Regions from separate parts of the Homo sapiens genome. Here all the other regions are linked to region 1. Evidence: chromatin loops called from intact Hi-C (ENCODE). Cell type or tissue: Caco-2. All regions are shown on one strand. Links, peaks and the distances in the headings refer to the core of each region. The heading gives the core; the rest is flanking DNA.

Evidence for each region. Peaks named below come from ENCODE experiments on the same cell type or tissue, not always from the same donor. Only the 100,000 strongest peaks of a DNase experiment are listed, where the experiment ranks them.
Region 2: a loop joins it to region 1, with 8 times the contacts of the local background. A loop is called at or near these places in 45 of 110 quality-filtered maps.
Region 3: it touches region 1 in a loop (7-fold over the local background); 45 of 110 quality-filtered maps call a loop at or near these places.

What each region holds. Positions count from the first base shown.
Region 1 is chr18:74,236,772-74,247,620 of GRCh38, reverse strand. No RefSeq gene overlaps it. Among named protein-coding and RNA genes, the nearest start is that of CYB5A, 50 kb to the left of the region's middle. RefSeq lists enhancers at 4,713-5,007, 9,490-9,989. In Caco-2, for the core only: no CTCF peak of the experiment used is centred there; DNase peaks (open chromatin) are centred at 4,790 and 4,910; H3K4me3 peaks cover 394 bases.
Region 2 is chr18:74,337,236-74,348,084 of GRCh38, reverse strand. C18orf63 (chromosome 18 open reading frame 63) reads right to left here. Exons shown (of 14, transcript NM_001174123.2): 8 at 9,261-9,370; 9 at 5,957-6,053; 10 at 5,759-5,844; 11 at 4,383-4,566. Among named protein-coding and RNA genes, the nearest start is that of C18orf63, 27 kb to the right of the region's middle. In Caco-2, for the core only: a CTCF peak has its summit at 5,484 (motif pointing right); no DNase peak of the experiment used is centred there.
Region 3 is chr18:74,325,557-74,336,405 of GRCh38, reverse strand. It overlaps C18orf63 (chromosome 18 open reading frame 63), which reads right to left. Exons shown (of 14, transcript NM_001174123.2): 5 at 8,348-8,459; 6 at 7,370-7,411; 7 at 5,464-5,540. Among named protein-coding and RNA genes, the nearest start is that of C18orf63, 15 kb to the right of the region's middle. In Caco-2, for the core only: a CTCF peak has its summit at 4,850 (motif pointing right); no DNase peak of the experiment used is centred there.

The DNA of each region.
Region 1 (10,849 bases), core at 897-8,896:
GTGAGGGGATGGTGGCTCCTCAGCGGGTGAGGATTGAAATGACCACAGAGCAGCCGTCCACTGCTGGCCCATGTGTCTAATTCGTGTTTGCACTTTCCCATCCGGACCTCTTAAAGATTGCTTTATGTTAAGATGAGGTGTTTGGTGTATAAAATTTGAGCAAAACAAAGCTGATTGCAGTAATTGCAGCTAATAATCACATCCATGTATAGAAATCCCTAGAAGGCCAGGCTGGCCCAGTATATAAAGCTCCCCTTTCTCTCTCCTGTGATCACTGTTGTCCACTCTGTCACCTTATCTGAAGGCACCATTTGGTTTGGCTCCACATCAGGGTGGGGAGCACTGGCATTTGGGGTCGTGCTGTCACCCTGGAAGGTGAGTGTCACTCCTTGGTCATCAGCATTACCAAGGGCAAGGGAAGAGGAATGGCAGGGCCCCTGCTGAGAGCTCTGCCATCTCCTGGGAGGAGTGGACACAGAAGCCAGGAGACAATGGGGAGACAATGGGAGGATGGGGAGATAGTGAGGGGGTGGGGAGACAATGGGGAGGTGAGGAGATAGTGGGGGGTGGGGAGATGACAATGGGGGGATGGGGAGATAGTGGGGGCTGTGGAGATGGGGGTGGGGAGATAGTGGGGGATGATATAGTGGGGGATGGGGAGATAGTGGGCGGATGGGGAGATAGCGGAGGATGGGGAGATAGCGGGGGATGGGGAGATAGGGGATGGGGAGATGGGGGATGGGGAGATAACGGGACAATGGGGAGATAGTGGGGGGATGGGGAGATAGTGGGGTGGTGGGGAGATGGGGTGTGGGGAGATGGGGAATTGGGAGATAGTGGGGGATGGGGAGATAACAGGGGGACAGGCAGATAGCGGGAGGATGGGGAGATAGCAGGAGGATGGGGAGATGGGGGTGGGGAGATAGTGGGGGGACAGGAAGACTATGGGGGACATGGAGACAGTCGGGGTACAGGGAGAGTATGGGGAGGTGGGAAGACAATGGGGGCACGGATTGATGTCAAGTCTGATGCTCAGCTGCTTAGCGGAGGTGTGGCCGGCAGAGGCCAGCAGGAAGAAGTGTGCTGGGCACTCAGCACCTGCCAGGGAAGCTCAGAAGCAATCGAAAAGGGCACGAGTTTGTCCAATAGGGATGGGGTGTCAAAGGGGTTCTGTGAGGAGACATATTTTGTAATCAATCAATAATGTCTGAATATTAAGAGATCACTAAATCATTATGTAAATCCTGAAACATAAATCACAGTCTTCCTTGATTTTTTGACTGAAATGCGAATATTTTAATCAAGATGGAAAACACAACCCAAGTTGTTGGTGGGAAGGAGACATCTGTCAGGAAAAGTCCTTAAAAATGAAAAAATAGTGAGGCTTCTTTCTCTGCTCTTCTCTCTAGCCCCAGCTTCTGGTCACTCCTCCTTCCTACTGAAGGCACAGAGTCCAGTAGGCCATGAAGTTGGACATGGACCACAGCCTCCATGAAGACCAGGAGTAGAATGTCTAGCTTGAGGGTGGGTGGGTGGTCCCGGCATGGTCTCAGTTGCCATGCAGCCAGCTCTGCATCTGGTTGTATTTGGAATCTGTAGGACCAGGCTGAAGTTGACCAAGGGCTTCATGATTGGCCTAGAAACAAGCATACAACCAGAGATGGGATGCCGTGGGCTCCACCATCTCCACTCCTTTTAAAGAAGAAAGAAGCAAGTGAAACAAATTTGCTTTTTGAAAACCTTAGGTCTCCCGAAAAAAAAATGCAAAATGTTACCTTTAGTCCAGATAATTTAAGAAACCATTAAAATGCCATGTTGTCATTTTTAGATTAGAAAGTTTGACTTGTTTTAATATTCTTGCAGCCACGAGGGAATTCTGGAAATAAAGGAACACTTTGAAGTTGCAGTAGAAAGAATTTGAAATTCACTTGATAATTTTAAGTAACATCATATGGAGAACCTTCACCAACTTTGAGAATTATTGTTTCATTATCTTAATATGCTATTGCTAAGCTGAATTTATTTTACCATTATGATTATGCTTGTCATGTTTATAAGTCAATAGCTGTTTAAGGAGAGATCATGTGAGAATTGTCACATGGACACATTTAACATCAGCCATGACCATGGCTCACGCCTGTAATCCCAGCACTTTGGGAGGCCAAGGCAGGTGGATCACCTGAGGTCAAGAGTTCAAGACCAGCCTGACCAATATGGTGAAACCCCGTCTTTACTAAAAATACAAAAATTAGCCGGGTGTGGTGGTGCGTGCTGGTAATCCCAGCTACTCGGGAGGAGAATCGCTTGAACCTGGGAGGCAGAGGTTGCAGTGAGCCGAGATTGGGTAACTGCACTCCAATCTGGGCAACAGGTGAGATCCATCTCAAAAAAAAGAAAAAGAAAAATTTAACCTTGTTATAAGTAATGGTAGCATTACTTCACATTTCTTTTCTTAGTTCGCCAGTTCATGAACATGCACACAAAAATCCATATTTGTCTTGGAAGAAAACATAGGCATAAATCTTAATGACTTTGGATTAGGAAATGGTTTCTTAGATAACAAAAGCACACACAGCAAAAGAAGAAATAGATGAACTGAACTTCATCATAATTAAAAACTTTTGTTTCAAAGGACACCATCAAGTAACCGAAAAGATGACACAGGATGTGAGAAAATACTTACAAATCAGGTATCTGAGGGACCTGTATCTAGAATATATAAAGAACCCTGACAACTCAACAAAAGACAACTCAAGTTAAAAATGGGCAAAAGATCTGAATGGATAGTTCTCCAGATGAAAGTGCATGAATGGCCGATAAGCAGGATTAGCATGCTCAGTATCATTAGTCATTAGGGAAATGCAAATCAAAACCACAAGATGCCATTTCACACCCATGGGGAAGGTTATAATCAAAAAGTCAGACACTACCAAGTTCTGACAAAGGTGGAGAAATTGTAACCCTTGTGCATTGCTGGTGAGAATGTAAAATGGTTCAACCTCTGCGGAAAAGAGTATAGCAGTTCCTCAAAAAGTTAAACAGAATTACTACATGACTTAACAATTCCACTGCTAGGTATATACCGAAAAGAAGGAAAAACATGTGTTTAGACAAAAACTTGTTATGTGAATGCTCATAGCATTATTTATAATAGCCCCAAGCTGGAAACAACCCAAAAGTTCATCAGTAGATGAGTGGATAAACAAGTCGCCTTATGCCTATACAGTGGAATATTACTCTGCAGTAAAATGTACTATACATGCTAGAACATGGCTGAACCTTTGAAAACATTTGCTAAATGAAAGAAGCCATTCGTAACAGGCTACAAATGGTATGATTCTATTGATATGAAATGTTCAGAATAGGCAAATCCATAGAGACAGAAAGTGGTTACCTAGGGCTGGGAAGAAGGCTGAAGAAAACTGGGGAGTGGCTGATAACGGGTGCAGGATTTCTTTGGGGATTGATAAACACGTTCTGAAATGAATTATGGTGATGGTTGCATAACTCTAAATGTACTAAAAGCCATCGAACTGTACACTTTCAATGGGTGAACTGTGTGGTATGGGAATTATATTTCAGCAGAGCTATTGTATAAAAAAACTCAACATAGTCAAGGTGAACTCATTCTCTATGCCCAAGAAATTGTCCCGTCCAGCATTTCTTTCTTTCTTTTCTTTTCTTTCTTTTTTTTTTTTTTTTTTTGAGATGGAATTTCACTCTTGTTGCCCAGGCTGGAGTGCAATGGCGCTATCTCGGCTCACTGAAACCTCTGCCTCCTGGGTTCAAGCGATTCTCCTGCCTCAGCCTCCCAAGTAGCTGGGATTACAGGTGCATGCCACCTGATCTGTCCGCCTCAGCCTCCCAAAGTACTGGGATTACAGGTGTGAGCCATCGTGCCCAGCCTCAGTGTTTCTTATCTCAGGAGCATCCACCCAGGTCATGCCAGAAACAGGGTTTCTTCTTCACACCCCTCACCTTCGGCATTGCTTCCTACAATCACCACTCGGTTAAGAGTGGCTTCTTGTAAAGGGTGAGATGTGAAGCCAGAGGAGGGGCTTTTACTGTTTCACTCCATACTTTGTTCACTTACATATGGTTGGAATTAAATATATGACTTTTGCAGCTGAAGATAAACTGATCGCTGATGTGTACTGTTTGTTTCTAGATAGCCTCAGTGGCTGCTCTGTCTACTCTCTTGCTAGTGCCCATCCCTCCTCTCCACCTCCAGTGCCACGGCCCTCATCTAGGCTGCAGCTCGGCTGCTCTGAGTTACTGCTGCAAAAGCTCACTTCCTACTCGCATCTGGATCTGCCCAGGCCATTATTTCTGTCCTGCAGTGTATTCTCTGAGCCTCATCCAGTTCCTGAGACAAAGGAGGTGATTGTTAACTGAAGTCCCCTAACTGGTCTCCCACTTCCAGTCTCTATTTTCAATCTCTTGTGCCCATCATGATGAGATTATTCTCACTAAAACACCACTTTGATATCACTCTTGCCCCCCAGCCCCAGGCAGCTCTGAAGCACCCTACAAACTCAGCCTTTAGAGGCAGGGGGTTTTGAGAACTGCAGGATGTCCAGGCTGTGCATACTGGAGCACGGGAACTTTCAGACTCCAACAGTTTGTCAGCGTGGCAAGAGGCAGAGACAGATGTTATCTGACAAAGTTTGTCATATTCTTAGTACACCAGATCCTGGAAGCTTGTGAAACACTCTGGAAGGTCAAGCTAGTGCCTAGATCTTAGTGTCAGCCCAAAAGACTGAGGGCGAGGGCGGGCGGAAGATTATCAACAGCAAACATGTAGGAGGGCAGGGCCGGCTCGTTCTCGGAGGTCAGGGGAGTTCTGTGCTCTTGGACCTGAGTTTGATAAACTCAGTTCCTCTTTATCTCTGCTGATCTGCGGTATCTCATAACTTCAGCATGCTCGCCACTACCCTGAGTCTGTAGACTTCGGTGTTGATGAAGTTCACGTTCTTGGCACTATGGCCAGTGCCTAACAGCCTTTCCTTTTAACTAAGAATCTATTGGCTTTAGGCGCCCCCAAGTGACACCCTCCTCCTGGAAAATACTGATTATTTCAGCATCCAAGACTTACTACTGAGACCTAGCAATAACTAAGCACTTTTCTCTCTCCTCTTTGCGCCGGCTTCGTTACTGATTTACTCCTAGACTCGCAGTAACTTGCAGAAACTTGCAGAATTCACAGATGTGATTTAGAGCAGCTAAAATGTTTCTGGTTGGAGTTTTCATGTGTTAGAGAAAACAAAATCCTTTTAGGGAAACCATGGAGTAGATTTTTGCCCTTTTTCTCCAATGGTTCTTCATGTTTCCTTTAATATTTTTTCAGAGTTATCTCTCCTGAGAATCATACCCATTTGTGGCTGCTTCCCTGTATGTTTCGAGTTCAAACTGGATTCCATAACTTTCACTTCTGTCCTCATGAAACCCTTCTCACCCAAGCAAACCTGTAGCACGTGCCTCTCTCCCTGTGTTCCTCTACAGCTTTAAAGCTCTCTTCTCTTTGGGATTACAAAGTATCTAGTATTTGTCAGTTTCCTGAGCCATGACTTTGCAAAGAAAAAACAATACAGGCCTGATGGCATTACAACTTCATAAAAAATTAATTTAACGGTGCTCATAGATTGCCTTAATTTCTTTCATGATTTCGGGTTGGCTGTCTCCTCTCCCTATTTTTAGAATGTAGTAGATAGAATGCCCTTAACTATATGGGTGGATGGTTGATTACTCAAAGTCAGGTAAAGTGGAAAACGATTATATTTTAACTCATTTTAAGTTCATTTGCCAAGAGCTTTTTTGATTTATCTTTTGGGTCTGGATCCTCTGATAGGAGTTCTGTAACCACGATGCATCCGAAATGTCCCTTTCTCTTACTTTAATGTGGAATGAGAACGTAAAGAAGCTTCCAAAGCTATCTCCATACCATAGAAGTCTTAGAGTTTTAGAATTTTTCTTCCTGGTCTTTTACAGCTGCCTTGCACATGCCTAATGAGTCATTTTAACAATCCCTTTATCAAAGCTTTTAACAGCATCCAACATAGTTTTTATGGGGACATCTCTCCTTTTGAACTTGTATTTTTCCTCAGGTTACATCATATTCAATTAGTGTAATTGTAAATACATTTAAAGCTAATATAATGCCGGGCATGGTGGCTCACACCTGTAATCCCAGCACTTTGGGAGGCTGAGGTGGGCGGATCACCTGAGGTCAGGAGTTCGAGATCAGCCTGGCCAACGTGGCAAAACCCCATCTCTACTAAAAATACAAAAATTAGCTGGCCATGGTGGCGGGTGCCTATAATCCCAGCTACGTGGGAGGCTAAGGCAGGAGAATTGCTTGAACTCAGGAGGTAGAGGTTGCAGTGAGCCAAGATCGTGCCACTGCACTCCAGCCTGGGTGACAGAGTGAGACTCCATCTCTAAAAAAATAAAATAAGAAATAAAGCTAAAATAAGCAGAGTGGGAACAAGTACACTGATAAGCGAGTTGGAGCAGGAGTGTGCAGGCAGTCAAGAAGGCAGGCAACTGTGCAGGTCAGTACCCCGTGGGCATTGATTATTTGCATTTCAGAGGACGTGGAGAGAGACAGGTAAGCTGGCGAGTAAGCTGAGCTGAACTGATGGAACTTCCTCTGAAGTTTATACTGCTGAATCTAGACTATCGCTTTGTTCTCCCCTATCTCGAGCTCACATTATAAATTTCCATTTATAATTCTTGGTTCTCTGTGTATTCTCTCAGAAACAACTGCCATTGTATGAGTAGGAGTTACCTGTCTCTCAGTGAAAGAAACCCAAGCAAAGTTCTTTCTAGTAGCTTCTGGCCCAGCCGAATAACAATTAGGCTTAAATGAGTGGCACCTGAAATTCAGAGTGGCCGATCTCTACTTCAAAAAGCAGCTCCAGGGAGTCCTTAGACCTCCAGAAATTACATGAAGCATTCTGTTCATACGTGCATCTTTCTGAGAAGAAATGACTTTTCCAGAATCCTTAAGGGGTCTGTGATCCCCTAAAGATCAAGAATCACTACTTACACGTGACTTTGTCCACTCAGGGGAAGAAAAGTACTTGGTGATCTCAGCGAAAGATGTCTTTAACTGCTAAGCTGCTTTTTCCAACTGGCAGAAGCCCTTGAGAAGAGTTTATTAAGAATGAAGGAAAAAAATAATCCCTGTGTAGTTTACACAACTGTTCCTAAAATTCATCCCCCACCCATGCATTAAGCAGTACCATGTGCCGAGAGCCGTTCTCAGCCTGGGGGTACAGCCCTAAACAAGTGCCCACCGTCCCGGCCCTTTGGAAGCTGCATTCCACGGGGACATCTGCAGACCACAGGTAAGTAAAGAGACATGCATGGAACACCAGTCAGTGAAAAAGTGTTATGGAAAGAGGAAAGTGGAGAGGCTTGGAAAGCCATGTGATTTTAATAAGGGTGATTAGAAGCTCATCTGTGAATTGGGAACATCTGGGTGGCAACCTGCATGAAGTGTAGGAATGAGCTTGAAAATATTTGATGAAAGCATCCCCGAGAGAGGGAAATAAGTGTACAAAGGCTCTGAGGCAGCAGTGTGCCTGGCATATTTGAAGAACAAGGAGGCCAGCATGGCTGCAACAGACAGGATCTGATTTACATTTGGAGAAATGCATCAGAGACTATAGACTGCAGGTGGCCAAGAGCAGGCACAGGGAGGCCTCTGGGTCTCTTTATAAATATGTGAATTTATTGATAGGCTTAGGAAGTGGCCTTCCTAAGCCTATCAAAATGCATGTATTTATAAAAAAGTTTGTTTTTCAGGCATTTAAATTATTTAAATGGAATTTCCATTTAATTAATAATTAATTATTATATATATTCATTTAAAAAAACAAAAGAGGACATACAAATCAGAAATGTGTAAAAATAAATTTAAATCATAACAGTCGCTTGGTGGCCACCTAAAAATAATGACAATAGCATTTTATTTTTTATTTCAATAGTTTTTGGGGTACAGGTGGTTTTTGGTTACATGGATAAGTTCTTTAGTGGTAATTTCTGAGATTTTGGTGCACCTGTCACCCAAACAGTGTACACTATACCCAATGTGTAGTCTTTCATCCCTCACCCCCCTCCCAACCTTCCCCCGGAGTCTCCGAAGTCCATTATTTCATTCTTATGCCTTTGTATCCTCATAGCTTAGCTCCCACTTATAAGTGAGAATACACACTGTTTGCTTTTCCATTCCAGAGTTACTTCACTTGGAATAAGAGCCTCCAGCTCCATCCAAGTAGCTGCAAAGGCCATTGCTTTGTTCCATTTTACAGCTGAGTAGTATTTCATGGTTTACATATACTACCTTTTCTTTATCTACTGATTGGTTGATGGGCACTTAGGTTGGTTCCGTATCTTTTCAATTGCGAGTTGTGCTGCTGTAAACATGTGTGTGCAAGTGTCTTTTTCATATAATGCCTTCTTTTCCTCTGGGTAGATACCCAGCAGTGGGATTGCTTGATCAAATGGTAGTTCTACTTGTCATTCTTTAAGGAATCTCCACACTGTTTCCCACAGTTGTACTAGTTTATGTTCCCACCAGTGGCATAAAAGTGTTCCCTTTTTACCACATCCATGCCAACAGCTATTATTTTTTGACTTTTTAATTATGGCCATTCTTGCAGGAGTAAGGTGGTATTTCATTGTGTTCTTAATTTGCAATTTTCTCATGATTGGTGATGTTGAACATTTTTTCATATGTTTGTTGGATGTCTGTATATCTTCTTTTGAGAATTGTCTATTCATGTCCTTTGGCCACTTTTTGATGGGGTTGTTTTTTCTTGCTGATTCCTTTGAGTTCCTTGTAGATTCCGGATATTAGTCCTTTGTCAGATGCATGGTTTGCAAGTATTTTCTCCCACTCTGTGGGTTGTCTGTTTACTCTGCTGATTTTTCTTTGGCTGTGCAGAAGCTTTTTAGTTTAAATAGGTCCTATTTATTTGTTTTTGTTTTGGGGGCAACTAGCACTTTAACTTATATCCTTTCAGAATTATTTCTCGTATTCCCTTATAAAAATGGAATCCTATTGGAAAGACTGTTTTTCACTTAACAGTTTATTGAAGAAATCCATCCATATCAACAAGCAAAGGGTTACATTATTATTAAAGGTAATCCATATGTACCATTTTTTTTATTGTGATAAAGTATACATGCATTTATTTTTAAGGGGAATTAGCGACCTCTAAACCCCGGCTCCTCAGTGTGTCCTGGGAGACCCACAGCAGTGAGATCTCCAGCAGCTTTTGAGGGACGGAGAATCGTGGGCCCTGCCCTGAAGGAGGAGGAGCCCTGCCCCACCCAGAGTTTTCAGGAGGCCTGCGAGGTGGGAGGGCTGTTCCTTCCACCCCTCTGCTTGGGCTGCTCCCCAGGCCTCTGTCTTGTCTTGTGCCATCTGCTTTTCTCCAGTCACATTCCTTGGCCAAAATCGACTCCTCTTACAACTTCAAGCATATGATAGTGTGACGCTCTGCTTTCATTCCGAATCTCTTATCCATCCAGTCACTCAGGAGTGGGAAACACTTCCCTATGTCAGTTTCTGTAGAAAGCACTGGGGATACATGATGATCAAGGTGCTGTGTCTTCCAGAGAGAACGTTCTGGAAGGGGATGAGGATGTCTGGATGGGAGATATGGCTGGAGGGTCATCAGCTCATGGAAGTCACTGAGGCCACCTGGATGCTGCAGTCCTTGGGAAGGGTATGTGGGATGAGATCAGAGAGCCGGGGATGGGAGCCCATGGGAGACGCAGCCACAGATGGCAGCAGCGTGCTGGGCAGTGCCCTGGGCTGCAGGGCCAGGGAGAGCAAGACCACCAAGACAGCATGTGTGCAGGGCTCACCAGGGCCCAGGCAACCTCAGAGGGTGTGATGTGGATGACCTCATCTCATCCTCATGGCACACAGAGGAGTAGAAAGTGATCAGTATCTCCATTTTAAAAATGCAGCAGCCAAGATCCCAGAAAAGTGGGTGCCGGAGCGAGAGTCAGCTCCTCTTGTTGGTCTCTAAGGTCCCTGTGCTCACCCAGTTATGCTGAGATTAGGACGGAACGTGTCTTCTGGGGGAGCAACAGCAGCCACCACCCACGGGCAGATCCAGGGCAGCCCCCAGGGCAGAGGAAGGCCAGGAGGTGCGCAGTGGACGAGAAGAGCGGGGACTGCCATTTCAGGAACCCTGGCTGTGATCCGGGGGAAAGAGATGGGCAGGTGGTGGTGGCTCTTCATTTCATTTTTGTTTTAAAGGTGGAAGATACTAATGGGTGTTTCAATGCTGCAAGAGCTGTGTATGGGCAGAGGCTGTTGGGGACGGGGCTAACAGACAGCCAAGGTCCTGGGAGTCTCGGAATGAGACTTCCTAGAAGGACCAAGGAGGCAAGAATGTCCCTGACATTGGGAGTAGGGGAAGGGGAGGAAAAAGGGAAATTTAAATTTCACGCCTATTGTCCCCTATTCCTGAAGCCACCCACTGAGAGGGAGAGGGAGGTGGTGGAGAGAAAGAAGAGGTTTGCAACAAGTGCCATAAGAACAAAATAGGGAGTGACCAGGCCTATGGAAGGATATGGAATAGCACTGCGAGGCTGGCTGGCTCCGAGACCACTGTGTGGGCATGTGCTTGGCCTCTGAAGCTTGGGCACAAACACTCTTATCCAGTTTCCATTCAAAGACCAGCTCGAGGCCCTGCATGCCCGACCAGCAGGAGGTTAGGTCCTTTGGTCCCTGAAAGATTCCTCCTTGAGGAAATCTAGCCCTGGGGGGCTCACTAAGTTTAAATGCTTGTTCAGTTGACACCTGTCTCTGTACTTGGAGTGAGCA
Region 2 (10,849 bases), core at 1,260-9,259, 100 kb before region 1:
ATAAATGGGGAACTTCAGTGTGAACTAGTACTTAATAGATATTAAGAAACTATTGTTAATTCTGTTAGGTATAATAATAACATAGGGGTTATATAAAAATATTTTGAAATGAGAGAGAATGTACACCATAGTCTTTACAGGTAAAACACTATATCTGGGATTGGTTCCAAAATCCCCCAGTTTACTCCCTACCCAAAAATATGTCAAGGGGAAACTAGATGAGAAGCACATGAGAGGTGATTATACTAATTTCCTTTATGTATCTTTGACATTTTCTATATGTTAAAACAAAACAAGTTTGACTAAGGATTCCTAATTTTTTTAAGCTGGCTGAGTTTTATCAAGTAGTCTGATCAATTTATTTTCCATTTTTTAAATTTATGCCTTTTACACTGCATGAATCTTAGAGTTAACATGTATATGGTCTAGTAATAACAACTTACTGAGAGCTCACCAAGAAACTTTTCTATGTGTTATCTCATTTAGTCCTAAAAACCCCTCTGAAGTAAGTACTGCAAAAGACATGACCCCCTTCAAAGGAAGGACTTACTGCCTCTGGTAGAGTGCTGTCAGCAGAAATAGGTTACAGAGGGCCAATGCCCAAGGATGTGCCTGTTTCACGGTGGCCCAAATCCAATGACAGATACAGAAAGGGTTATAAAGGCCTGGCTATCTGGACCAGTGCAGAACAACTCTGATGGGCCATTTTAGTCTCAGAGCTCCTCAGAAGAGTGGCCAAGGCCATCTGGTGTCTGCTTTGTTTTTGACTTCTCCCTTTCTCCACTCTTGCTTCCTCCCTGCCTTCCACAGGTATTGTTTCCAAGGGCAGTCCCTAACAAACATCATGTGCACTAGACCACCTCAGAATCAGCTCCTAGAGAACCGAATCTGCGACAAGTTTTATCATTACCACCGCTAGCCTCTGCCTCATTTTACAACTGAGGAAACTGGGGCACACAGAGATCAAATAACTTGTCCCAAATTATACAATTAATAAGAGGTTCAAATTCAGGCAGCCTGTTTCTAGAGCTTGAGCTCTTAGCTACAAATATAAACTTTTTCCAATTACAGGACTAAGAATCTTGGGTTTCAATTCTAATTCTGCAATGCATTTAACTGTGTGGCTTTGGTTAAATTATTTGGATGTTCTGAGCTTCGGTCTCCTCTTCTGCAAAATTGAGTGAATTCTTTATCCAAAGATCAATTTTGATTATTAAATGAAATAATACACATAAAAGCAGCTGGCATGCAGAAAGCACTCAATAGAATTGAGTAGGATAAATTCTTATTGTAAGGAACAATATAAAACCATAACTTCCAATTAAGTGTTATTTTACACTTATGAAGCAAATTTTAACAAGTGCATTGTTCTGATTAACTATTTTTAAAACAGACATGGGCTGGAAATCTTAAGTATTCCAGAAATATATTCAATAAACATGCATGATGTAACAACATATCTTCTTCCAGATTCTTTAGGTTCATATTTGGCCTGCAACTTTAAAAAATATTATGTCTGGACAAAACTTTAATACTGTTTTAAAGATGTCAATGGGCATTTGTCCACTCACTCTCCCTTCTAAGGAGATGACCTTGCCTGTAGGCCTTTGTATCTAGATTGTCAGGTTTTTGTACAATTTTTCTCTAACTAACAGTAGGAGGAGTTGACCCCTGACCAGGAAGATAAACAACTCTCAATTCTAAATTTACATGTATATAATATTGTGGTCTCAGAATACATAAAGCAAAATCTGAAAGTAGGAAAAGTGATAAATCCACATCATGTTGGGAGATTAGAACACACTTCTCAGCAACTGACTGACAGGTCATAATGTATTTAAGCCAGAAACATAAGAAAAAGATAGCTAGAAAATTCCCATATCTTAGAAAGTTAATAAATACATATTAAAATAATTCATGTAATTAATACATTTTGAAGTAATTTATGTATAGGAAGTACAAAAGACTTCCCATACATAAAGTTATAAACTATTATTGAGATAAATTAAAGAATATATATTTAATATGTGGAGAAATATACACTATTCTTAGATTGTAAGACTCAATGAAATTCCCATCAAAATCCCAGCATGCTCTCTCTGTCTCTATGTGTGTGTGTGCACGAGTGTGTCTGTGTCTATGTGTAAGTTGACAAGTTGAAACTCAATGTGTATGGAAATGCACAGATCAATAGATAAGATGCTTTATCAGATTTCAAAAATCTTATAAAATTTAAGATTAAAACACTATTTATAATAAATATAAAATTTAAGATTACATAATTAAGATAATTCTAAAAGCATGGTGCTGGTGCTAGGATCAACAAACTGACCAGAGAAAGAGATTAAAGAGGCCTGAAACAATACCATACACACAAAGACACTGGATTTATGACAAAGGTAGTGCTGCAAAGTACTGAGGGGAGAAAAACTATTGGGGAAAAAGTACTGGGGTAAGAATTGTGTTTTTTATTTTTGGCTTGGACATATGGATATCCATATTAAAGAAATCTGACTCCCTACATCACATTACAAAAATAAATTCCAACTGCATTGCAGATCTAAATGTGAATGCAAAACAACCTTTTATTGGATGATATTAGAGGCGAATACCTTCATGACTTTGGGTACAGAAAGATTTTTTAAACAGGGTACAAAAAGTAGCAACCATAAAGAAAAAGACTGATCATTTTGATTATAAATTAGGACCTGCTGCCAAAAGATACTATTAAGACACCAAGACACCTTTAAGAGAGAAAGCATGTTATAGAATGAAAGAAGATAATTATGTATAACTGATGAAAAACTCATATCTGGCTTATGTTAAAAATACGTATAAATCAATAAAAAAACAAACAAACACGTAACACAGTAGAAAAATGAAAGAATGGCATTTCAAAAAAAATCCAAATGGCCAAAATACATGTGAAAAGATGTTCAATTTCATTAATAATCGGGAAAATGCAAATTAAAAACACACAGTAATAAATACACCTATCAGAAGGGCTGAAATTCAAGACCAACAATACCAAAAATGGGCAAGGATGTGAAGCAGCATAAATTCTCCTATACTGCTTTGGGGCAGAGGGGAATACAGATTGGTTAGGGAAATAGTTTGGTGTAGCCAGCAAAGTTGGAAATACCCATACCAATTCTACTCCTGGAGGTTTCATGTACATGAGCACCAGCAGACATATACAAGAATGTTCATCACAGTATTACTAGTAATAGCCTCCAAAGAGAAACAATCCAAATATTCATCAATAATATTCTGAATAAATTGCAGCATAATCACATAATAAAATGCTACATATAAAGGAAAATAAACCGACTATAGCTAAGTGGAGCAACGTGGATGAATGTCACAAACATGATGCTGAGCCTAAAAAGCCAGGCACAAAGGAATACATACTCTATGATTTATTTTACATGAAGTTCAAAAGCATGCAAAATGAAATATGATGTTTAAGGACACATACTTAGTTGATAAAAACGAAACAAGGAATAATTTCCATAGTAGTGGTCACCTTTTGGGAGGAGGAAAGGAGTTATGACTAGGAAGGTGTTAAGTAGGAGGCTCCTAAGTCCTGGCAAGGTTCTATGTTTCATCTGTGTGATAGTTACATGGACGTTTGATATTCATTAAGCTATACAGTATTACTTTTCTATATGTGTGTCATATGTCACCATAAGAATAGATTTTAAAAATGCAGAGGAGACAAACTCAGTAGAAAACACCCTCCCTCCCCAATAGTTTCCAGCCTCAGTAAAAATAAAAACCGTGAATCTGATTTCAAGTTAAGTCTTCAACAGCTTTGTTCTGACAAACTCTGAGATGTAGGCCAATGCCCATATGGCCATTTCATCTTTAACTTGTCCATTAGCAGACAGCCAATTATATTAATTTCTTAATGAAATCAGACAGGAGCCAGACACTAGCCCTCTGTTTTCCTTATACAGCAGGGATCATACTTCAGTCTCTAAGTGGTTCCATAGAAGCCCCAACTTACTTGATTTGGTGAGGGGCAGGCATCTTACCTTCCATTTAACTGAACTTATACTGTCAGCACAGTATCTCCAAATAAATACTCTTCATAAAACTCTGTCTCTTTAATCTCCAATAACCCAACTCATTTATATCCTTGATGTAGGTGAAACATTTCAGTAAACAACTACTACTATAATACCATGTTAAATATAATAATAATAACAAATGACTAAGTATAGTAATAATAATAACAAATAGTTTTAGGGAAGCATTGAACTGAGATAAAAGAATTACTGCACACTGCGTTGGGTGTTCCACCCCAGAAGACAAGAGATTCAAGTAAAATAGATGGATAGTATGTCTTGGAGAACTAGATAGGACAAGAGATCTCTTACCTGTATATTAGGTTTAGTTAGTTCTTGTGTGTAGTAGCATGGTTTACTTGTCATCTTTATGGGAAATCCACATATATGGGGCAGTTTAGATTTTAAATCTGAAAGAAAACTTTTCAACACAACTTCCGAATCTACCCTTGGAAAGAACTGCATGGGCTGACTTCTGATGCAACTGAGAGGATATCTGAACAATGTTAAAGAACAATGTCTGATTTTATTACATAAGAGGCAGAAATTTATAAGGGATTTTAAAAAGTAGTAAAGTAGCAATGTTAAAAAGGCACACATAAATATATCTTAACTCTTTTATATTGCTTATCTGATACCATCCACAGATGAAAGTATGTTTTCTCACAGGGATCTTCATTCCTTCTATTCTAACATTCCAAATCAAGACAATTCATAATATCTTACTATATGGCTTTCTAAATGGAAAGGCAACTGTGATATTCCAAAAACGATTTATAAGGAAGATACTATAAGCCTTAGCAATTACAAAATAAGTATTATAATAAACAATGAACAGGTTGCACCTCCAAAAACAGTTAGAAATTCAGGACAGAGAAACAACACATATAGATTGTATTCAAGCTGCAAAAGCAGTTCTTTGAGAAAGCAGTTACTTTTTCTGATGAAACATATTCTGTAGATTTTGAATAACATGTTGGCATCTAATGAAATAAAATAACTGATGTATGTTAACCTCAGTTTTACTATTAAAATAAGTTTGGCTTAGGAAACAAAGAACGCAAAAAGACAACACTGAGGCTCTTCCTTCTTCCATTTTTAAACTCCAGCAGGTCAGAAGATGGAAATGGTGAAATCAGTACTAAGATTTAAGAGTTTCACCTGAGCACTTATGCTCTTCTCGTGTGTATATTTCGATTTTAAAAAATATTGTTTAAAAGATATTTTCTTAAGTCAATGGGGTGCAATTAAGTATAAGTCAAATCATCGAAAATTTGCCTATAAAATTAGATAATCTCCTCAAAAGAAAAATCTTGTTTTTGTTTACAACCTAAGCTTTTAATTCAACCCTTTCAATTGTATCTGAAATGCCACTGGAGGGAGCACTTGGCTAAGGAGAATCATGATTGCTTTCTTACTTTCTAAGTACACATTTTTTTCTAACTTTTCTAAGTTATTGAAATGGTGTTTAAGGAAAATATCCTTATTGAGCTCATCCTCAAATAAAAATAGGAAGATATTCTAAGCAAACCAGAAACACTTGTGCAGATAAGAAGTAGGAGGAAATGTACCATAGTTTCAGTTAGACACAGAGAAAGAAGGTTGAAAAGTATGACATGAGAGTGGGAGCAAAACTAGATTATAAGGTGGGCAGACAGCATCTGCTTCAGTTGGTGTGTAAAGGATATGTGAAGGTCCTTTCTCCGAGCATTTTGAAATAGATGTTGCAGTATATTTTAATTTTTCCACAATCACCTGGAAGTTTATAGCCATACTAAAAATTAAGCACAAAATTTTAAATATCTTGGAGAAAGCTAAACTTAGGTTAAGTTACAATAAACAAAAATCAAATAACTTCTAATGTAACATATATTTCCATTCCTTACCAGGGCATCCCAGTGTCTCTGGAAATCTCCATATGAGTGAAAAGGACAGGCAGCGGGGATGGCATGAAAAATATTTATAATTTGTCCCATTTTCATACTATGAAAAATGAGAGGAAGCTATTATGAGCCAATGCTTAAATATAGTTTAATAAGTCAACTACATGATTTAGAAAGTGTTCAAAAAAGATTCAACAACTATCTCACTAGCTATATATAGTAAACTAAACATCTCAAGTTTCAAACACGTTGTACTAAATCTTTTTATTTTGCTTTAATTGACAAATAAAAATAGTATATATTATTTATCATGTATGACATATTTCAAAATATGTATACATTGTGGATTGCTAAGTCGAGCTAATTAACATGCATTTACTCACATACTTTTTTTTTTTGTGGTAGACCACTTAAAATGTACTCTTAGTGCTATTATTTATTTTTTGAGACAGTGTCTCGCTCTGTTGCCCAGGCTGGAGGGCAGTGGTGCGATCTCAGCTCATGGCAACCTCTGCTTCCCGGGTTCAAGCCATCGTTCAAGCGATTCTCCTGCCTTAGCCGCCAGCTGGGATTACAAGCGTGCACCACTATGCTCAGCTAATTTTTGTATTTTTAGTAGAGACAGGGTTTTGCCATGTTGGCCAGGCTGGTCTCAATCCTGGCCTCAGGTGACTGCCTGCCTTGGCCTCCCAAAGTGCTGGGATTACAGATGTGAGCCACCTCACCCCTTCTTAGTGATTTTTAATATGTATGTAAAAAAAGTAATTGCGATTTTTGCCATTACTTTCAATAGCAAAAACTGCAATTACTTTTGCACCAACCTAATACTTTTTTTTTTTTTTTTTTTTTTTTTTTTTTTTTGAGACGGAGTCTCGCTCTGTCGCCCAGGCTGGAGTGCAGTGGCGGGATCTCGGCTCACTGCAAGCTGCAAGCTCCGCCTCCCGGGTTCACGCCATTCTCCTGCCTCAGCCTCCCAAGTAGCTGGGACTACAGGCGCCCACCACTACGCCCGGCTAATTTTTTGTATTTTTAGTAGAGACGGGGTTTCACCGTTTTAGCCGGGATGGTCTCGATCTCCGGACCTCGTGATCCGCCAGCCTCGGCCTCCCAAAGTGCTGGGACTACAGGCGTGAGCCACCGCGCCCGGCCCCAACCTAATACATTTTTATTAACTATAGTCAGTATGCTGTACAACAGATCTTTTGAAGTTATCCTTCCTATATAACTGAAATTTTGTATCCTTTCACCAACATCTCCCCAATCCACTCCTTCACTCCCACCTACCCAGCCCCGGTAAGCACTATTCTACTCTCTGCTTCTGAGAGTTCAATTGTTTTAGAGTCCACAAGGAAGTGAGGTCATAAGGTATTTGTCTTTCTGTGCCTGGCTTATTTCATTTAACATAATATTCCTTAGATTCATCCATGTTGCAAATGACAGGATTTCCTTCTCTTTTAAGGGTGACTACTATTCTATTTGTGTATATACCACATACTTCTTTATCCATTCATCTGTTGCTGGGCACTTAGGTTGATTCCACATCTTGGCTGTTATGAATAATGCTGAAATGAACATGGGGGTGCAGATATCTCTTCAACATACTGATTTAATTTCTTTTGTATGTATCACCAGCAGTGGGATTGCTAGATCATAAGATAGTTCTATTTTTAATTTTTTGAGGAACCTCCATAGTGTTTTCCATGATGGCTGAACTAATTTACATTCTCATCAACAGTGTCCAAGTGTTCCCTTTTCCCCACATCCTTGCCAGTATTTGTTATATTTTGTCGTTTTGATAATAGCCATTCATCAGGTATGAGGTGATCGCTCATTGTGACTTTAATTTGCATTTCCCTGATGATTAGTGGTGTTGAGCATTTTTTCATACACCTGTTGGTCACTTAAATATCTTCTTTTGAGAAATGTTATTCGAGGGCTTTGCCCATTTTAAAATCAGGTTATTTGTTTTCTTGCTATTGAGTTATTTGAGTTCCTTATATACTTTGGATAGTAGCTCTTTATCAGATGTATGGTTTACAAATATTTTCTCTCATTCTGTAAGTTGTCTCTTCACTCTGTTGACTGTTTCCTTTGCCATATAGAAGCTTTTCAGTGATGTAACCACATTTGTCTATTTTTGCTTTTGTTGTCTGTGCTTTTTCACAGATACGTAGTTTTCAGTGTACAGGTCTTTCACCTCCTTGGTTGTTAAATTTATTGCTAAGTATGTTTTTGGTAGCTGTTACAGACAAAATTATTTTCATTGATTTCTTTTACAGATAGTTTGTTGTTAGTATATAGAAATGCTACTTTTTTATGTGATTTTGTATTCTGCAACTTTACTGAATCTGTTTATTAGTTCTAACAGTTTTTTTGTGGAGTCTTTAGGGTTTTCTATACATAAGATCATGTCACCTGCATACAGCAACAATTTAACTTCTTCCTTTACAAGTTGGATGCCTTTTATTTCTTTCTCTTGTCTAACTGCTCTAGCTAGGACTTCTAGTACTATGTTGAACAGAAGTGGAGAGAGTGGGCATCCTTGTCTTGTTCCTGATTTTAGAGAAAAAAGCTTTCAATTTTTCACTGTTGAGTATGATGTTAGCTACAGGTTTGTCATATATGGCCTTTATTTGTATTATATTTTAACAACTAGAATTACTAGAAAAAACTAAATTAGATTTTTGTAAACAATGTGCCAATTGTAAGCACAAAATAATGACTAATAAATTTTTCCACCCAAAGATATTGCTGGTAATTGTTAGACTTTAGGGAAAAGTCTGTAAAGAGAGTCAAACCTATGTTTTCTACCTACCTCCTCCCAGCTTCAATGATTGAATTATTATGTGTATGCTACTGAAGTTCTTTTTCCTAAGCAATTTAAAATTTTATCCCAATAGTCCTGCTTATACTAGTAACAAATTATTTTTTCCTGAAAATAGTACAAACTCAAAACTCAGCTCATATCAAATTATAATGAATCATTATTAGATATAAGTTTATGAGGTTTTATTAATATTATTTTGATAGTTTTCATTTTATAATGAGAAATTTAGAAATATTACCTTTTTTGAAACTAGATCTAATAAGATGTGAATATATAATAAAATTATTAATTTGATAAAGAAAATTCATGGCTTTTGTAAATATGACAATATTGTTTCAATACCTTTGTGAAGTCATAATTCAGTATTTTAAAATTCACCAAAATAGTTTATACTTTTACACATATCAATGTTAAGAAAGCAAAATAAGGGAAACCACCATATTTTGAACCCACCCTAGATATTACAAATTGAAATCTCACCTTGGCAAAACGTAGCACCAGTTGCTTAAAATGGAATGTCTCTCAATGACAGCATGCTTGTTAGCATGAAAATCCTTTATAATACTCTGGGAAATCTCAAACTCTTTTAGCTTTTAATAGAAATAAGATTTGTAAGTCCTCAAATCATTTGGCAAAAAAGGAAACATTTTAAAAGATACATATTTGTTACACACACACAGTAGGTTATAAAGTAGATTTAAAGACTTAAGTTACATTGAATCATGCATAACCACTTTACATAAGTAGTCAAAGTTGCAGCTCACCCTGCTTCTCCTTTATACAATATATGAAGTATTTCATGCTTTCCCTCTTACCATCCAAGCCCAAACTCCTATTTTGCAGTGATTTTAGTTGGTTTTCAGGTGGTTTTTTTAATTATGTTAATTTGCAGGAAGTTGAATCTCTTCCAAAGGAAGGTGTTCATATTTTAAAATAATAGCTTTTAACCTCAATTGTTTTTTTAAATGGAGGATGAGTAAGGGAATTATACCTCCATCTGGTCTTTTGGAGGAGAAAAGACAGAGCCAATGCTCCAGTCTCCTTTTATACCCCTCCCAGCTTCCTAGAACACTTTCTTCCCTGTTCCTCAAGTGTCCTCCCTGTAGGGCATTTTGGCTTGTATTTAACCTACAAGAGTTTGCCAATTACAGCTCTCTTACCCTGGAAAATCTCCCTGAGAGGCACTGTTCCAGTTAGCCAAAGATATAAAGAGACCTCAAGGAGGGTGAAAAAATAAAGTATTAATGGGTGAAAGGACACTATATTAACATTAGACAGAATGATTCATAAACCCTTACCCCATTCTTAACCAACCACCTAACATCTTTTGGGAAACAATGTTCTAACTTCGCTGCCTACTACTTTTCAAGGAAGTCCAACTAAACTGGACAACTTTTTATTGCCTGGACTCCTACCAATAAGGTCCTAATGCCTGGATCTAGACCCATCTTCTCCATGTCCAGTGACTGATCCTTCTCTGAGTTCCTATGTCATTCATTAAGACTAATGGAAATGGAGGAGCAGGGAAGAGCAGAAAACATGAATGCAGGAAGAGGAAGATAAGATATGCTAGTTACGTTGTGAGGTAAAAGAGCAAGGACACGCAGAATGAATAAGGACACATATTTTCCTGTGCACAAGAGATAAATCTTGCACTGTGATGTACTGTGCTTAAGAGATCAGTTGCCTGAAATGTGTGATAAAAACATGGTTAGAGGAGGCATGGTTATGAATGTCAGAAAAGACTGGTTGCAGAGGGAGGACTAAACTGAGAGAAAACAGAACTTAAAATTGAATTCACAGAAGGTAGGTATCAGGTTCAAATGTTTAAAGTTTATGGGTTCCCACATACACCTACTTATATAGCTTGAGTATACATCCTCTGGGTACTTTCTACAGTATTCAGAGACTCAAGTCGATTGCTGCAGGGACCTCAGTAAGTACCAGTACTTATTGTTTACATTGGTCTTTCTCAACACAGATTAAAGACTGGCAAACCACCCAGCTGTTCACCATATACTCCAAGAGACTGCGAATGCTAACCCTTTGTATTTCTTTATTTAGCAAAT
Region 3 (10,849 bases), core at 1,143-9,142, 89 kb before region 1:
CCCTCAGACATTTTCTTTTTCTCTTAATTCCTCAAGTAACATAGTTCCTATAACACAAATTTTGATACTCCATTAACAAACATTGTTTTTTAATGTATTTTTATTTAACATATATTAGGTTTCTATTTCTGTAAGGCTCTATGGGACATACAAATTTGAACCAAAAAACCTAAGGCTAGGTGAAGGAAGCATGGTACAGCAGAAAGGACAGAGTTGAAGGACAAACTCAGATCCTGAATCTCTTACTACCTTTATGATCCAGAGCAACTTACTTAACTGCTTTGTGTCTTAATTTACTTATTTATAAAATAATAACAATAGCTATCATTTTTTAACCTCTACTGCCAGGTACTATGCTAGGCCCTTAATGTACTTTACACCATAACCTCCTTACAACCCTAGAAGGGATATCATTATCTCCAATTTATAAGAAAAATGGAGATTCTGCGAGATTAACTAACATGCCAAAGAGGCACTGCCAGTAAGTGCCGATCTGAGAATTTTAATGTGATTCTAGGCCTACACTGAATTTTCTGGGTATGTGAATATTAACCAGTACTCAGTAAATGTTCCCTTCTTCTGGTAAGTTTTATGTGTGCATGCTCTTCTTTCTTCTGACCTAGATAAAACATTCTGGGAGGAAAAGGTGTTTTCCATCAGCACTTGGCATATATACATAGTAGTACCCAGTAAATATCCATCTACGAAATAAATAGAAATTTGTTTCGAGGCACTCATTTCCCAAATTTTCCATATAATTAAATTTCAAAGCAAACAGTTTAATATTACATAATGCTTTTCTGAAATATATCCCTCATGTAACTGTGGATTCAATTATAATCTCAATGCACCAAACAGTAAAATGGCAACTTGTGCATATAAATTCCTTTAAGAAACATTTAATTACTTCCAGGAAAGCATTATTTTAAAGTTTAGCACAGTCCAAAATTTGAGAAATGAGTAAATTACTGTTTCAATTACCTCTTAAATTTTTTTATCTCTATTTAAATTGTAAAGATAAGGGCTGAAATCCCATTTTTCATAATGAATTATAATAAACTGCTTCAAAATTTGTCTAAATAGGGTCAAAGGTCAGGATTTAGAAAACTACTCCAATCTCTAGCCCAGAGGAATTAAAAAAGAATTTAGAAACAAAAGTCACCTAGTTCAAAAAATAAATTAGTCTTTCACTCCAGTCAATGCTCCATTCATTCCATAAATCTTTACTAAAGTGAGTGACAGGCACTAGAGTAGGCTCCTATGATAGAAAGATTAATAAGACACAGACCTTCCCTCTAGGACTTCTCAGTTGAATGAGACATTTGCATAGATAATATGTGATAAACAAGGTAGAGAGCACCAAGAGAGATGAGACTTAGGAGCTGGGGAATTCTTCAAAGGGGTGATGTCTGAGATAAGCCTTGAAAGATGAGCAGAAGAAAGGGAATTACAGGCTTAGACAACTGTGAGATCAAAGACATGGAAGGATGAAAGACCATACTATCTTTGAGAAACAATTCATAGTCTGGCTACTTGGAGAGCAGTAATGGGAGATGAGGCTATAAGTAAGATTGGTTTGGATCAGTTTGCTGAAGACCTTGTATATCATAGTAAACAGCTGAGATTTCATCTTATAGTCAATGGAGGCCATGGTAGATTTTTGAAAGGGGAAATGAAAGCAAACAAAATAAACTGGAGGGAAGAGAAACCAGAAACATCCTCCTTCTCACCTCTTCATCCTTATTTCTCCCCTCCCCACAACCTGACCTAATAACTATGAAAGAAAAAAACCAGAATCTCAGAACCCCAAACTCACTATGCCAAAGGGAACATTAAGCTTGGTAACTGAATCACACAAAAACAAAAAACAAACAAAAAACCCCTGCCTTCCTTTCATTCCCAGACAGCTTAGTTTCAGTTTATTACTGTAAATGTAGATTTACTGAGTGAGAGAAATGCATAATTGACTTTTCTGCTACCCCTTTTCATGTGTATAATGTAGATTCACTCAGCTGTAATCAAAGCCTCACAAGAATGTAACCATTTGCCTCATTGCCTACCCTCCTCCTCTTTTCTCCCCTTCCTCTTTCCCCTTCTGCTTGTTCTTTCCCCTTTAAATACTGAAGTCCTCAAAACCCTGTTTGGAAAAAGCATGGGGCACAGATCCTATTGTAACTTGTATTTCTTTTCCCTGGGCATGTCATCAACCTTGGCAAAATAAACCTGAGTCAACTGAGATCTGCCTCAGTCACTTTTTGGTTAACATAACCAATGCCAGATTTTAATAAAAGGAAAATTAAATGCAATTATCTTTTAGGCTCCATGGGGAATAAAAATGAATAACACAGGACCTAGAATCTCAAAAATTTTACAATTTAGTGGGAACATAGGTATATATGAAACTAATTTTTGTAGCAGTCAGAATGTGTAAGACATCATATCAAAAACATAAGTAAAAGTGAGATTCAGAGAAGCTGATGAACAATCATAATTTAGAGAATTGATTTAATTTAACAAGTACATGTTGAGTGTATAATGTTGAATAGAGGAGAGGAATGTTATTGCCCAATTTTTGGTGTTTCCTTCCATGCCCAGAAAGCTCTACTAACACATATTCCTGGAATCATTCTGCTCTGTCATTCATTCCTCCCTAGGGCATATGGATGGTGATATGGTTTGGCTGCACTGCCACCCAAATCTCATCTTGAACTGTAGTTTCCATAATCCCCACATGTTGTGGGAGGGACCCAGTGGGAGGTAATTTACTCATGGGGGCAGTTACCCTCATGCAGTTCTTGTGATAGTGTGTTCTCACGAGATCTGATGGTTTTATAAAGGGCCTTTCCCCCTTTGCTCTGCACTTTTCTCTCCTGCCACCTTGTGAAGAAGGACATGCTTGCTTCCCCTTCCACCATGACTGTAAATTTCCTAAGGCCTTCCCAGTCATGAGGAACTGTGAGTCAATTAAACCTCTTTCCTTTATAAATTATCTAGTCTTAGGTATTTCTTCAGAGCAGCATGAGAATGGACTAATACAGATGGTAAAATTGGGATGAATAACCAGGCATGCTGGCTCACCTCCTCCCCTTCCTCTTGGGAGTTGGCCTGCTGGCAGAGAGTGGTGTTCTGCATTCTGTTTGTCATATCAGAACGAGTGCCTGGTCTCCCAAGGGAGGCCTAAGGTTTTTCCACTACTGCAATAAGTGGGTGGGTAAGTCTGCCTAATTCTAAGGTTCAGATAAACCATGTCCTCCAAGAGCTGTTTTTCCTTTCCAGTAATGAACAGCATGACTATATATCCCAGTTCATGCATGTTGGGCCAGTATCTCATCAGGTTAGTGCCACTTTCACTCTCAGAAGCATCCTATTTTGAGGATAAATTATAATCTCACCCAAGTAATACAAGTGACATTCTGATCTCTATTTATGTCTTACTCCTCTGTCAATCTCTAAATTGGTTCAAACTGAGGTGTAGAACACAGAAGTATCATCTGTAGAAAATTCAAAGTTGAATAAGCCACAATATTAGTCTTCATGATGCTTCTTATAAGGAAATCAGAGGTATAAAAATAGAAATAAGCATGTGAGTATAAACTACAATTTGACTATCTGTCCCCTCCAAAACTCATTTTGGAATTTAATCCCCAATGTGGCAGTATTGAGAGATGGAGCCTTTTTTTTTTTTTTCCCCTCTAAGATGGAGTCTTGCTCTTCTGTAGCCCAGACTGGAGTGCAGTGGCATGATCTTGGCTCACTGCTACCTCTGCCTCCTGGGTCTCAGTTCTAGCAACTCTCCTGCCCCAGCCTCCCGAGTAGCTGGGATTACAGGAATGCACCACCATGCCCAGCTAATGTTTGTATTTTTAGTAGAGACAGGGTTACACCATTTTGGCCAGGCTGGTCTTATACTCCTAACCTCGTGATCCACCCACTTCGGCCTCCCAAAGTGCTGGGATTACAGGTGTGAGCCACCGTGCTGAGCCAATGTGGAGCCTTTAACAGGTGATTGAGTGATGAGGGCTTTGCCCTCATGAATGGATTAATCCATTCATGGATTAGTGGATTAGAAGGTTAATGAATTAATGGTTTATCATGGGAGTAGGACTCATGGCTTTATAAAAGGAAGAGAGACCTCAGCTTCCACACCCTGCCCTCTTGCTATGTGATGCCTTGTGCCACCTCAGGACTCAGCAGAGAGACCCTGAAAGCAAGAAGGTCCTCACCAGACATGGCCTCTATAACTTTAATAAATAAATTCATTTTCTTTACAAATTACCCAATTTCAGGTATTCTAAGCGACAGAAAACAAAGACAGTTTGGTACAGGAGAGTATGAGGGTTTAAATGAGGGTGGGAGATCACACACGGTTTGGAACCTTGGGAAGGTTCCTCATCAGTCCAAGATATACATGTCATGTTACCCATTCCAGTTATTTATATGCAGGTCATCTTCCCTACTGGCTTAAGTGATTCTCCAGGGCAGAAAAGTAGATCCTATTCATCTTGAACTTATCCATTGTCCTTTGTTACTTATCCACATAAGAGGTAATCAAAGAATTAAATGGAAATAAATGAATAGAGGAGTAGCATTTGAGTTGGCCCTTAAATGATGAGCAGGACACGTATAGCCAATCAGAGGGGCATTCTAAGCAAAGAAAGCATCATTTGTTCTATGCCTGGGGTTTCTCAACCTCCACACTATTGACACTTTGGGCTGGATAATTCTGTGGGTGGGGATAAGATGGCTGTCCTGTGCAGGGGAAGATATTCATTAGCATCCCTTCTCTGGCCTCTACCCACTAGATGTCAGTAGCAACACCATCCTTCCTCCACTGTGATAACCAAAATTGTCTCTAGACATTGCCAAATTTCTCATAAGGAGCCAATCATTCATTTCCCTGCCCTCAACCGCTTCCATTGAGAACTACTGGCCTAGAGGAAAGACAATAACATTGAGTGACACTAGTGTGTAAGGTTCTATGCTAGGTGCTATGGGAATCCACAAAATAAAAGACATATCCTTCTACTAAGAAGACAGAAAGTGTTATGTGTAAAAAATAGATGCAAAAAAATGCTACCAGAATATCAAGGGCAGGGGAATTAATATTAAATTTAGTAAGAGCTGAAATCATGCTTTTTATATTTGGAGGTGAAAGAAGAGGCAAGAAGTGGGTGCTAAGACAGGATAGGTTGTGGAGAGTCTCGGATACCATCTTAACAAAGTTTTTGAACAAAGGAATAATATGAAGACCTGTGTTAAATGGACAGAACAATATTTTCTTTGGGGAAGCAGATTTAGAATGACATAAATATATCAAGCATTTAATAATACAGATTTTGATAATAAAAACCTTTCTAGCACGCTTTATGTTAAAAATTAAAACCTAATCACGTTAGTAACAATAATAAATATAAAAAGTATATAGTAAATATAATAAAGTATAGAAATCACAATATATGGTACCTCAGGTGCTGGCAGTCTGATTGTGCAAGCTTCTATACTTAGACAAACTTGAGTTTCTGTTACATTGATGTTTAATACTGAAAATAAAATATTTAACTGTGAACTACCTGGAATTATTACTCTACTATTAAATTAAGTATTTTAGTAACAAAGGAAACTAACTTATTCAAGTCAAAAACAAGAACAGATTTTTTTCCGCACATGGTAAAATTCAAATAATAACCACTTAATATTTGACACTTTACAGATGAGACATCTAAAAGAGGACAAAGGTATGAAACAGCATGAATGTGTGTGGGGGGTGCAGGTCATAGGCAAGGTTAGAATAAAAAAAATGAGACACCCCACAGTTAAGAGAAAAATCCAACAAATACCTTACACAAATCTGACATATATTATATATATAAATATGGAGATTGTCCTCTTCTGTAATCTAAAGAGGTATCACACCATGTTTCTGACTTGAGTAGTCTTTTACTAACAAATATCCTCAAATATACTGGCAGATATATTCCAAATCTCCTAGAGCCTTGAAGTCTTTACCTTTCTTTTTCATAAAGAAAACTACTTCTGAAATGTCAGGATAGTGGTGACTTTGGGAAGGGTTAGTACATGAAAAAAGCATGAGGGGGATTCTGGGGTGCTCTTAATGTTGTTTCTTGATCTGAGAAATGGTTACAAGAATGTTTAGTTTGTTAAAATTCAATGAGCTAGACACTTAAAATTTGTGTATTACATTTCAATAAAAGTAAAAGAAAACAAATCCTAACACAGGAGTGAGGAATTTTCCTCTCCTAAACTGTTATTTTTAATCCCTACAGTTGTAGTCTCATGACAGTGTTTGGAGATGAAACTAGATGTAGGTAATGAACCCATTCACCCAGAGGTAGGGCACACTGACTGACACTACACAAATTAAACATACAACTAGTGCAAGGAGAGCAAACAGGCTTCAGCTGGAAAGTCAACCCAGATCTAATAGCTGTAGATTACAGGTCAGGATTTTAAGGCTATGCCCAAATGATGTGAAAAGCTACCATGATTGATTAATAATGTCTACGGTGGTGACTCAGGATTATCATCTATCTGCTATCTCTGGACTACTGTTTAGGAAAGTGTCTATCTGAAACACAACTGTGCAAATCAATGAAAGAACTGGATTAGGCCATGTAGTAAACTGTATACTTTAGATCATCTGTGTCTCTTTTTCCAATTTTTTAAGGAGAAAATGAATCCTATTCTTATAAGAAATAAAGTTTTGACTTACATCAGTACTAAAGAATTTTTGATGATATGATTCTGGAAACTATACATTATAAATGCCTACAGAATTAAACTCCTTCACAGTCATGATTTTCTTTAAAGTAGAGAGAATAAAAATATAGCTTTTTCCAATTAAGATGAATTTTTCTCATACAGTCTAGAATGTACATTTTGAATAAGAAGTGATTTCCCAGGTGAAATTCTGATTACAATAATATCTGATTAAGGTCTTATACAACCTAATTAATCAATAATTATACAACCCAATGATCTATGTTACTGGTTTTTTTTTTTTTTTTTTTTTTTGAAATAGGGTCTTGCTCTGTCACCCAGGCTGGAATGCAGTGGCACAATCATGGCTCACTGCAGCCTCAACCTCCTGTGCTCAACTGGCTCTCCACTTCAGCCTCCCAAGTAGACGGGGCTACAGGTGTGGTGCCTGGCTAATAATTTTGTAGAGATGGGGTCTTACCATGTTGCCCAGGCTGGTCTTGAACTTGTGGGCTCAAACAATCTACCTACCTTGGCCTCCCAAACCGTTGGGATTACAGGCGTGAGCCACTGTGCCCAGCATATGATACTGTTTTCTTTAGCAACTATGAATTATATTGTTTTATCTATTGACTTATGCATTTTTACTTACCAACAGCACTTTGTTTTCCCATCTGAGAAAGAAAATCTCTTCCTTAAAAAATTCATAGAATATGCCATGTTATTACAACTCATAAATAATCATGCTTGATATTTATAACTATGCTTGATGTGAGATTATCAAAGCTAAAGAAAATACTTTAAAATGCAGTTGTTATATAAAGTAATACCTGATGACAGCTGAAAAAATATAATCATTCAAAAGGTATCTCTTCAATTAAAAGAATGGAAATACCCAATTCTTCCCCCAAATGTCTATTTCCTGCTATAAAATATTTAGAAAACAGTCAGACTTCAAGAAAAATTCAGGATAGCTTCTCAGTTTTAACAGTATTGTGCTCATTTTATCATACTGCTTTGTAACTTACATTTATTCCTAAGTATCAAGTATTACATACTGATTTTTTTAAAGAAACATCAGGCCTCTGTATATAATCCCAAAGTAAAGAAATGACATTTATGTTGTTGTGGGCTTGCTTGAGATTGCTTAATTGGGTCAGTTTTAAGAGTTATTTTCTAAAAATTGTATATCTTAAAATTAAGAACAGATGCACATTCATATGGTTTGGCTGTGTCCCCATCTGAATCTTGAATTGTAGCTCCCATAATTCCCACATGTTGTGGGAAGGACCCGGTGGGAGATCACTGAATCATGGGGGTGGGGCTTCCATGTGCTGTTTTCATGATGGTGAATAAGTCTCATGAGATCTGATGGTTTTATAAAGGGGAGTTCCCATGAGCATGCTCTCTTGCCTGCTGCCAAGTAAGATGTCCCTTTGCTTTTCCTTCATCTTCCGCCATGATTGTGAGGCCTCTCCAGCCATGTGGAACTGTGAATCCACTAAACCTTTCCTTTATAAATTTTCCAGTCTCCAGTATGTCTTTATTAGCAGCATGAGAATAGACTAATACACACATAACAGACGTAATCTAGTTCAGAAAGCCCCAATGACTAAAAAGATAAAGTTACCTTGTATCAAGAGATGACCAGTTCTATTCCAGGCTGGAGCAAGTCTAGCCATGAATGAATATGACAGGCAGTTCTGAAGAATTACAGGAATTACTCTTTGTGGAGCCTCCATCTAAAAATATTAAATGGCAAAATATGGGCCAATTTAGAACAATTGCTGTGTATGCATATACTAATAGGAAATGACTGCCCATTTAGATCACCACCCAACAAACTCGGGTGTTCTAGGTAAAACTTATAGCCATTGCTAGAGCTAATCCCATCTGGTTCTAAAGTTAAAGAAGTGTTAAAATATATTCACTTCAAAACCACTACTATTGTCATGCTATCATGGCCAAATACTACCTGCTGACCCTGGCCAGTAAGTCTAAATCTTGGGAGTTCTGTGCTAAAACCCTTGATCTTCACTTTGTATTCTGCTCCACAAAGAGAAATCCAAACAAGGACAAACTTGTAATCGTTCTCATTATTGTTCACTCTGTTCCTGGACCAAACTGAACGTTGGGCTGCTATTTCTTGCAGCCCAATAACGAGATGCAAATGAACTGGGGAGGAAGAGAGTTTTTATTTTCTGCAACTGGTTACAAGGAGAAGGCCTGGAAATTATTGCCAGACAAACTCAAAATTACAAAGTTTTCCAGAGCTTATACACCTTCTAAGCTATATGTCTATGTGTAAGTGTGCATTTATCTAAAGACATAAGTGATTAACTTCTTTTAATCTATAACTAAGGTCTGAGTCCTGAAGACCTTCCTGTGGAGCCTCATTAAGTTTACTTAATCTAAATGGGTCTAGGTGCTGAGGTGACTACCCTTATCTTGTCTCCTGCTAAATCATAAAGGTTTGGGGAGTTCCTTTAGACCCCAATAAACTTGTTTATGGAGGCCTGGGGAGTTTCTTCAGACTCACAATAAAACTTGTTTAATCCTAAAAGGGTCCGGTTAAGAATTCCTTCGTTATCTTGTCATGCTTCAAGGCCCAGGAAAAGCCTAGGCAAAACTCTTGGTGGGCTCTTTGTTACATTCCAGCCTTTGTATAAGGGCATGGGCTCAATTAGCTTTTAATGTTTAACCTTGCTACTCAGTCAGTGCTGGGACAGTTGTAATGGAGGCCTGAGTTAGTGAGACCTTGCCTGCCACAACTGTAGAAAACAATACATACTTACATGGGCACACGCAACCAAGAGAATATCTCTATTTGTATAATACAAAATTAATTTTAAAAATTAAGATTTTCACTTAAAATTAAGACCAATAAGTAATAGGAACCAGATTTATCCTCCCACTTGAAATGCCTAAAACACCAGGCAAGTTATACGAAATAACAGTTCACAACATATCCGACATCAGGCAACAAAGAAAAGTGATCCCCAAAAGATGGGAAATGAACAAGATAAGTCCTAGGATTTCCCCAGCTTCTTGATGATAGAGGGTTTCTAGGCTGCAGTACAGAGCAGGGGAACCTAGGAACAGGCCAGTAGTCTCCCTGAATTGAGGAGACAGAGCTGAGAGTCTAGGAAGCTAGAGTTTTCAGTGCGAAGTATGGGAGCTGCACAGAAAGCAAACTCTGGAGGTCAACAGAGAGTCTCTTTTGAGTAATCAGCTGAGTATGGATTAGCACAGACATGTGAGGAAGCTACCCAAGGCTGGAGAAAGAGCCAAGGCTGTTTGGCATATAAACATCCTTGAAAATACAGTCCAGAAAAAATTGCTGGCTTTGCCTCTGTGAAAAAGGACATGCAGAAGCATGAGAAAGCCGAGGAAAATTGTCTCCCAATATTATCCATCTCTAATTTTTGTACCATTTTGACTTCTGGTGAATGTTTCCAGGACATAACTGAATAATCTATTGGCAGAGGATGGAACCAAATTTCTTCAGTTTGTCTCATACAGAATTTAATTAAGGACTATCATTAGGACTCCATAATGCTGACCTCAAACATGGCCCCAGGGGCCCAGACCCAAACAGCTGTACAAATCCCATAAACCACCAGGGTCTTCCTCAGAAGGCCAGGTGGATTTCTCTCTTAATTTCTGTATTGACTTTCTCTATGGCCCAAGGAATTAATCCAGATACAGCAAAATCTATCAGCACAGACTCAGCCTTGGCATGCAAAGAGGAAGTATGGGGCAATTCTGTCATTCATAACCATCCTGCTTGGTGACCTGGATGCCTTGCAGTGCAAAGATGGTGTGAGTTATCACTTCAGCTAAAGTCAAGGACAAATTCTCTACCACCTTTTCTATGTGAGTGACTCCCATTGCAGGGAAAACTGCTTTCAGGATGGGCATGAACAATGGATTGTTATCTCTCTAAGAAACTCCTCCAAAATAACCAAGGGCAGCCTCATTTTGGAAAGTTTGCAGCAATTGCCTAAGGGCTATGAATAGAACTTCAAGGAGAAACAGAGAAATTCATAATTACAGGTAAAGACTTCAATACTGCTCTCTTAATAACTGATACAAGTGAACAGAACATAAGTGAGAATATAGCAGACTTAAA